Linked DNA regions of Homo sapiens: region 2 is linked to region 1. Evidence: read pairs that join two places in POLR2A ChIA-PET (ENCODE). Cell type or tissue: MCF 10A. All regions are shown on one strand. Each heading gives the region's core, and the rest is flanking DNA. Links, peaks and the distances in the headings are about the cores only. Region 1 has its middle 9.9 kb from the start of MBNL1. Region 2 overlaps LINC02917 (long intergenic non-protein coding RNA 2917).

Region 1 (4,402 bases), core at 138-4,137:
TAACCCTGACTACATTTTGGATAGGCCGGCTGCAACTCAGACAAATTAAATCAAAATTTCTGGGAGGGGCATCCAAGCGTCTGTATCTTTTTTAAGCCCCTTAGATGATTTCAAAGCGCAGCCAAGGTTGCCAGCTTCTTGCCTAAACTCTGCAAGAAGCTAGAGTTTAGGAAATGGAAATTAACCAGAATAGGTAGCAATCCATTGACCTGTTCCATTTTTTCCTTTGGCAAGTAAAGTTTATTTGGCTCAATAGAAACAGAATTATCTGCAGGAAACTCGATCTCATATAGAATTAGATTTGGGTAGGCTGGTGCCCATATGCATCTAGAAATGAGGGAGTTAGGACTAGCTGTGGATAGCTAAACTGGTGGTGCAAGGTGGTACATTTTGTCATGCACATGCTTGGAAGTGGTGCTTCTTAGGCAACCAAAATATGTTTCACTTTATGCCGGGTAAGCATTAGTGGTCCATAGGATTAAAAACAGATAAGACAAAGAGTTAAGATCACACAAAGGAGAATCCTACATATTCTAAAATGCTTAGTTTGCTGTTTGTTTAAAATTCTATACCCTGTCTCTTGCTAAGAAATTGTGATTATAAGCACCCCCTTGAGAGTGACATCAGAGCCTCTGAGAGATAAAGTGTGTCCTTGGCCACTTCCTTTTGAAGATATACATATCTTCACCAGTTACATACTCATACATGTAATTATGTGTATTCAACAAAAGCTATTCTGTACATTCAATATATTTTATAAATTCGTTCAATAAATTAACATAGTTAAATTATAAACACAAACAAGTTAGCAGAACATACCTCACTTGAAACTCATTTGAAGATAATGCTAGACATCTTAGTTTATGGCCTTCGTGAATGTGCCGTCAGTCCAGTTGACCCTCCTGGCCCCACCTGGATGGATCTGAATGCCCATGTTTCTGCAATGGGCTTAGCAATGAGTAACTGCTGACAGGGCCTGATTCCATCGAGCCCTCCCAGTAATGAATGTGTTTTTAGACAATGTGGAGCATTCTTTTCCTTTTTCAAACTTTTCTGGCCATAGGTCACCAGCTCACCAGTTACTGCTGCATTTTCATTCTAAACCTTATTGCTATCAACTTTCCTATCCAGTCTACAATAGTCACTGAGCACCTGGCATAATTCCAGTCTTTCCTAGAGTCTGAGGCTACATGGTAAGAAAAACTAGACCTGAAGCCTCTTGAAATATGCAGTATAACAAGGACAATGAATATGAAATGGTAAATAATTATGATCAACTAAGTAAATAATATAAATGTGCAAAATTTAGTGAATGAGAAAAATGAGAGTGTGTATCTGGTGAATCTAAACAGATAAACAATTATAATTATTTTATTGCTCTCTCCCTTTTTTATTGAATTCAAATGTCTCACATTATAGTTGAAAGTCTTCACAGTATTTGTACTACATGTGCACATTGAATTCTTCTTCATTTGTAAGGACAGAATTCTATTACTAGTTGCATGAAATAGTGACTATTTGTGTTAAGTGGCAAGGTGTCCATCACATAGCCTCTAAAGGCAGGGTCGGAAGAAATCTCTGACTGATCATTAGTACTATGCTCTTGCTGTTGCAGTCTTTGGTGTTACTGTCATTCACTTCCTGGGCTTAATCTTTTAAGGGTATGATATCTACAGACAAAGCTAGCCAGCTTATCTTTGATAACTTCAAGAAGTACAGCATGTCGGCTTTTGGATTAATATTTGAAAATAAAATAAAAATTTAATTTTATTATCACTTGTTTTGTCAAAAATCAAAGGCTCTTTTAAAATCTTTTTTGGCTGGATGTAAAATGATTTTTTTCTGTTTCTGGATATAAGGTAACCTGTGCTTATTTTGAATGATGTATCAAGTGCCTTTAATAGAAGTTTAACGATTCTGTTCAAGTTACTACTATAAAGATGTTTATGCATAGTTATTCTAGACTAGCAAAAGAGCAGTAATCTATAACTCCCACCCACATACTTACTCCCATGCACAGTGTTTCTTCCTTCTACAGCTTTAAGACTCCCACGCTTCTGCAAAAGCACTTTCCTACTTGTCATTTAGTCTTTACAATTAAGTAAAGAAAAAGTTAATTGTATAAAAGAAGCTGGTTTCTTGGACCTCTCTCTTTATGGAGTTGTACTCTCTAAAGATAGCCTAAATTATAGACTTAGCCAGGACAGTTTTTCCCCTTCGGAGACCTTTGAAGTTTGTTTATTCTTACAAAGCTCTGGAAGGCTCGTCTGAAAGAAGCTGTAAATAATTTGCCAAGGTCCCTAAATACCAAGAAGCCCACGTGGACACTAGAAGGTGTCAACTTTTCTTGATTACTCTTGAACTTGTGGGAAAGGGAATGTTTGGCACCAATATCAGATTCATAGAAGGCAGCCAAAATTAATTGTTAGAAAGAAGGTATGCTTAGACGATATGTGGCATAACTTTGGGCATTTTCCTTCCCATGATGAAAGAAGCAGCCGATGAAGTAAATCTGTTTTGTTTATGACTAGATTACTCAGTGACTAAAAGGAAAACACTGTCTACTTTGGGGTTATTGGCAACAGATATATACATACCAAGTATGACACATGGGCTAGTTTCCACTGGCAGTAGTTATTGATGTTGCAACCTTGGTCTTTGCTGCAACCTTGCCCTGCTGCCTTTGTTGTTGGCTGCTCTTGGCAACAGGGCATACCCACCTCCCCCTGACAACCAACTTGGTGCAATGGCCTGCACATGACCCACACACTTTTTAGAAGAATCAGGGCAGGAAAAGATTAAGTGTAATTTCCCATGGCCTTGGCTATTAGACATAAAGACAGGCTTTAGAATCTGTTATTAGGCATAAGATTTTGGACAATTTTTTCCTAGTCTCAGGTTCCTGCAAACTTAAAATGTCTACCTTGTGGAATTATGATAATAAATGACTTCATGAGAATTATCCTAACATTGATCAGGCCTTTGATAAATTACAGCTATTTTCATTATTTAAAATAGTAATTAGAAATTTTAAAATACAGAATATGTTTTTTAAAAAATAAGCTCTTGTTAAGCTTCAAGTCTCTTCAAAATATGAGGATTCAAATCAAATTACAAATTTTAAGAAATATATAGCTATTTTCTACAAGATGGTATAGGTATACAGAGATACCTTTACAGTTTTTATATTAGGTAGGATGTAATTAAAAAGGAGCCCAAGATGTTTCCTGAAATGATTAACAGGAACTTTAGAAACATAACTATTGATTGGTCAGTGCACAGGTTTCTTTGGTCGAACTTTTCTCACCCACTTTACAAGCAAAAACATGAGAAAGACAAGTCAAATGAAGCCAAGCAAATGGTATCTACCACATTAACGAAGAGTATAAGATGCACAGTTGCATGAAAACCACTTCCTTTAGCACTATATTTCAAAAATTTTTTTTTACTCCGCCAGAGCTGTCGCCACAGGAAGGAAAATTTAGTTGTCTTCTTGCTTATTTAAGGAACACAAGTCAAGAGATTATTCCAGGCATTACTTCGTGTTTTTAAGCTCTTACTCCTACCTCCCTGAAAAATGTGTCTCCTGACTTCATCAGAACAAACACACTCAGAATTTTAAGAGGAGAAAATAATGATTATGTGTTGCTAAGTACTATTTTAGTAACAAATGCTTGGGCCACTAAAATTATGACATCACCCACAGAAAGAATAACATTTACACTTTTGAGAGATTTTTTTTTTTTCCTAACATGATGGGTCACCAATGAGAGGAGGAAAGCCAAATAAAGGCACAAGGAGAGGCCTCTTGGCTCTGGAGAAGGCATCCTTAGCATCCTCTTCTGAAGGGTGATCATAAGCCCCAAGTTAATTAAATAGGCCCAATGTCTGCCTGCTCTTTCTGTATTCCCTTCCTGAATCTAGTTCATGTCAACAAATGTGTACTATTATTGTAGAAAATCGAATGCTCTCATACTTTTAATAGGTTTGCTTCTTGGTTAATATGCCCAGGTCAGGAAGTGGCTTATATTTCAGGAGTGCTCTCTAATACTTATTGCAGATATTCAAGCATTTATTCTCTCACACACACGCACTTAAAAACCGCACACTACCTCACACTCTGCAATAATCCGATAGTATGGTGGTCATCATACCCACATATATACATGATAAGATAGAATGCATTGCTTAAATAGCACATAAGTCATCTATAATCCTCCACACCCTGTAATACCAGTAGCACAATGGTTTTCTATTTGGAGGTTGCCAGGAGCACTCAAAAGTAAGCTTCTGGCTCCTACAACAACACATCCAACTGCCTTGGGGACAACATGATTGTCATCCTTCTAGTACACACTCAGTCCAAGGCCAGGTAATGTTTTTTATGGGCGGCTTTTAACCT
Region 2 (4,402 bases), core at 111-4,110, 110 kb after region 1:
GGAGCCCCATGGAGGGGGTGGGAGGCTCAGGCATGGCGGGCTGCAAGTCCCGAGTCCTGCCCCGCGGGAAGGCAGCTAAGGCCCAGTGAGAAATTGAGCGCAGCGCCAGGTGGGCTGGCACTGCTGGGTGACCCAGTACACCCTCCGCAGCCGCTGGCCCGGGTGCTAAGCCCCTCATTGCCCGTGGCCTGCAGGGCAGGCCGGCTGCTCAGAGTGCGCGGCCCGCCAAGGCCACGCCCACCCGGAACTCCAGCTGGCCCGCAAGCGCCGCGCGCAGCCCCGGTTCCGGCTGGCGCCTCTCCCGCCACACCTCCCTGCAAGCTGAGGGAGCCGGCTCTGACCTTGGCCAGCCTAGAAAGGGGCTCCCACAGTGCAGCGGTGGGCTGAAGGGCTCCTCAAGTGCCGCCAAAGTGGGAGCCCAAGCAGAGGAGGCGCCGAGAGCGAGTGAGGGCTGTGAGAACTGCCAGCACGCTGTCACCTCTCACTGGGATTACAAGCGTGAGCCACCGCGGCCAGTCAGTGCTATCTTTTAAAGATTTTTTTATTTTTGTTTTTGTTTTTTTTTTCAGTCAATAAACTTGGACTTTGCACCTTTAACTAACTTGATACAGCTCCAGACAAAGCTAAGAGTCTAGATAAGCAGTCAGTCCAGTTGTGGATTGTGTCAGAAAAATGACTTTGGCAACTCATGTAGAGACTATGCTCAGGTTCCCGTGTCCATAAAAATTGGTATAATAACACTCATTCCCCTTTTATTTTGCAGACATCATAAAGATGAATAAGATAATTAAAGGAACCCAAATATATGGGCATAAACATATAAACCTGAGGTAGGACTATTATTATAATGATGTTAAACAATGAGCATATTCAAAAGCTAAGTAATTAATACAAACTGTCCAAGACCATTTTTAAATATTGCATGCATATGGAAATTTGGAAAGCAAGAAGGAATCACAAGCTGGGCCACTGGGAAAGTTCGAGAGCCCTAATCCTGCCAGAGGCACTGCAGGGTGTAGTCACTTTCAGCACTCCTGTCTGACAACTCCCAGGTGAGTAGAGAGATTTGCGTCTTTCCCACCAGCCTGTGCTGAAAAAGTTTTCCCTGCTATTTAAAAACAGGCATGGTTCCTCTCATTTCTGGTAGGCGCAAGGGCCAGAGGCCTAATAGGACAAATAACCTTTCCTTCTCCGACCCCAGAAAATGTCCACATTAATTGGAATTGAATATTGAAATGTACCACTTTTGCATACATCTAAAACTTGCAGCCTCTGGCTTCATTATGAGTCAGATGGCAAATTGGAAAGACTGCGGGTGGGTCCTGAAACAAGGCTTTGAATGTTTTCTGCGTCTTTGTGAGCAGCTAGGCTTTCTACTGCTTGTAACATTAAAGTTGAATATAAAACTGTCATTTAAAGAAAAAGTGCTAGAGCATCTCTTTCCTTCCCGGCTGTATTTGGGATCCATCGACCCTTCCACAGAGAAGTCTCCTTTGAAGTCCCCTTTCTGACCAGGTTTATCTCCCAATTATTTTTTTCTTCTTCAGCTTTGAATTTATTCTTGTTCATACTTATCTCAGTTGCAATTTTTCATTTATCTGGAGGATTATTTGATTAGTGCCTTCCTTGCCAACTGGAAAGTAAGTTAGAGTAAATCGGGGCTGTATTTACTAGGGCTGCCGTATTTATCACAAACAAGTAAACAAAAAATTACAGGACACTCAGCTAAATTTGAATTTCAGATAAACATAGAATAATTTTTAGTACAAGAATGCTGTTTATCTAAAATTCAAATTTAACTGGGAATCCTGTATTTTATCTGGCAACATTTTTAGTCACAGTTTACCTTCAAGGCTTATCATAGTATTAAGAATATTGTAAGAGTTCAATTAAAATGTCTTGAATGGATGAATGCCAGATTGCAAGGAGGAAGGAAGGTATCATAACATTTTAGACAGTTGCAAATACATAAGATTGCACACTGTATACTTATAATTCATTTCCAAAAACTCTTCCTTGAAATAAATTTTCAAAAGCCAGGAACGACCCATAGAGATCATAGATAAAACTTTTATGAGTAGTAGTCAGTAAAAATGTCATACCACAATTCCACCATCAACATACTTTCGATTCTCCTGATTTCTATACAGAAAAGGTAACGAAAATCATATACACATCACGTAATTAACTAAAAACCAAATTTGAAGCAAGAAGACTCTCCTCATTTTTTACAGTGTTGATTGAAATACAGCAGGTGAAGCTTACAGAATGTGTAGTTATAAGTAGAAACATTCACTAGAGATCAAGGGGTGTAGAAATAGCCAGGAAAACTGGCAAATAACCCTCATCAGGTTTTGCGTGTACCTCAGATATTGTTCTTTGTCATCATCATTATTATAATTGTTTGACCTAATTGCTGTCTATAAATTACAAAGCAGATTATTGTCTTCTCAGACCCTTTTCATGTTTCTCTATTCTTTCATTAATTTCAACAAATACTGAATGTCTATTGTGTGTAAAACAATCTCTAAAACAGAAAATAAAAACCTATGTAAATGTGTTAAAGACTTACATAAAAAGTATTCTTATGTGGAAATACACACATTTTTTTCCTAAAAAGAATTTGCTAACTTAGCAAAGGCAAAGATTGCAAAGCACAGAAAGAATCCATATGACGACAGTACAAGTTAAGACATGTAGAATGAGAGTGAATTCCCTCCAATATATGTGTAGTTTGGCCCCTTACCCTCCATAATCTATATATTAGTCATTTCATTGTTTGAATATTTCATTTTAGAACACCATTAATAAATTATACATAAGTTTAAATTTCTACTGCTGTATATAAGCATACTTCTACTTTGCTCTTTTTTTTTTTTTTTTCTTAGAGGTGAAAGGATCCAGTAAGACTCTCCTTCTTGTAACAATGCTTTAGAAAACCACTTTGTGGTAGATTAAAGATGAACTACGGATTTTTTACTGTTCTTTGCACAAGAGGTGGAGCTAAATTCCTGTCTCCTTGAACCCATGCTGTCCTTACTGAAATGTTTCCTTCTTTTCTATATACTTTGACACAGTGTGTCTAAGATTGTAGGTTTTCTTTTTTTCATTCTTTTTTTAAAGTGTTTGGTAGAACTTGCTGGAAAAGCCATATCTGAATTTGTTTTAGTTTTGTTTTTGTTTTGTCAGAAGATTTTTCACTAGGGATTCAAACACTTTAATGGTTATGGGACTATGGTATTTTCTTTCTTTTTTAATTCAGTTCCCAGGAATTTGACCAATTTATGTAAGTTTTCAAATTTACTGGCATAAAGCTCTTCATAACATCTTTATATTATCTTTAAAAATTTCTGCATCCGTTATGTCTCTTTTGTTGTTAAAGTTAATTATTTAAGCTTCCCTACCTCTTTTTCTCACTACCTCCTCGATCTCCCTTTCCTTCTCCTCCTTCTCTTTCTCTTTCTTCTTTGTTAAAGTTGCTAGTTTTCCCAAAAAAATAGTAATATGTTTTTGGCTTTGTTGATTCTTTCTATGCATTTTTCTTTTCTGTGTTAATTTCTCCATTTTCTCTTCTGTTCATAAGGATGAAAGGTTGAATGGATATTGCATGGTCAACTAGCAGTGTATCTCACACCCAATTGGAAACTGCATTCATGTACCCTAGAGGGCTAAAGAAAAGCAAAAATTTCATAAAAACACAATTTCATAGGTGAAATTCAATAGATTATCTATTTTAAAATTGTATATTTTTTAGTAAAGAATTTGTTCTGGCCCTGGCCCTTGGAAAATAATCTCTAAACTCTTAGGAATATCCCCAGTGATAGGAGTGTCTTTGTTATTCATGGGAGCCTTGTAAACTACATCTGCTAGTTTATGCTAACAAGGTGACTCCTGGTGGATACTTCTGACCACACCTGTTAGCTTAGGCTAATGAGGTGACCCATGGTGGGCCTCTTGGGCCATGTGATATCAGCCTGAGCTCTGAGAAGTAGGAGGATAGAGACTGAGAGCAACCGTGTGGGCAACCAATTAATCAGTCAATCATACCCAAGTCATGAAACTCCAATAAAGAGTCTGGGCATTGAAGTGCAGGTGGGCTTTCTTGGTTGTCAATTCTCTAAGCATATTGTCACACACTGATACCAGGAGGGTAATTTTTCCTTAGGGCAATGGAAGTCTTGTGTTTAGAACTCTCTAGACTGTGCTCTGTGTGTGTCTCTTCCCTTGTTTGATCTTAATACATCCCTTTCCAGTTTCAAGCCATAACTGTATGCATAATAGCTCTCAGTGAGTCCTATGTGTCCTTCTAGTAAATTATCAAAACTGGTGGTGGTTTTGGGAAACTCCTGAACTTGTACCTTGTGTCAGAAGTCTTACATACAATTGTCAGTCTAGCGAACTG

What was found. ChIA-PET counts read pairs that join two places held together with the same protein. Peaks named below come from ENCODE experiments on the same cell type or tissue, not always from the same donor. Only the 100,000 strongest peaks of a DNase experiment are listed, where the experiment ranks them.
Region 2: POLR2A ChIA-PET joins it to region 1 with 8 read pairs; 10 of 35 experiments call an interaction of 5 or more read pairs at or near these places.

The regions. Positions count from the first base shown.
Region 1 is chr3:152,256,842-152,261,243 of GRCh38, reverse strand. It overlaps a transcript of MBNL1 not described here. Among named protein-coding and RNA genes, the nearest start is that of MBNL1, 9.9 kb to the left of the region's middle. RefSeq lists an enhancer at 1-135. In MCF 10A, for the core only: no CTCF peak of the experiment used is centred there; a DNase peak (open chromatin) is centred at 2,633.
Region 2 is chr3:152,148,316-152,152,717 of GRCh38, reverse strand. It overlaps LINC02917 (long intergenic non-protein coding RNA 2917), which reads left to right. Exons shown (of 3, transcript NR_186000.1): 2 at 764-1,052. Among named protein-coding and RNA genes, the nearest start is that of LINC02917, 55 kb to the left of the region's middle. In MCF 10A, for the core only: no CTCF peak of the experiment used is centred there; no DNase peak of the experiment used is centred there.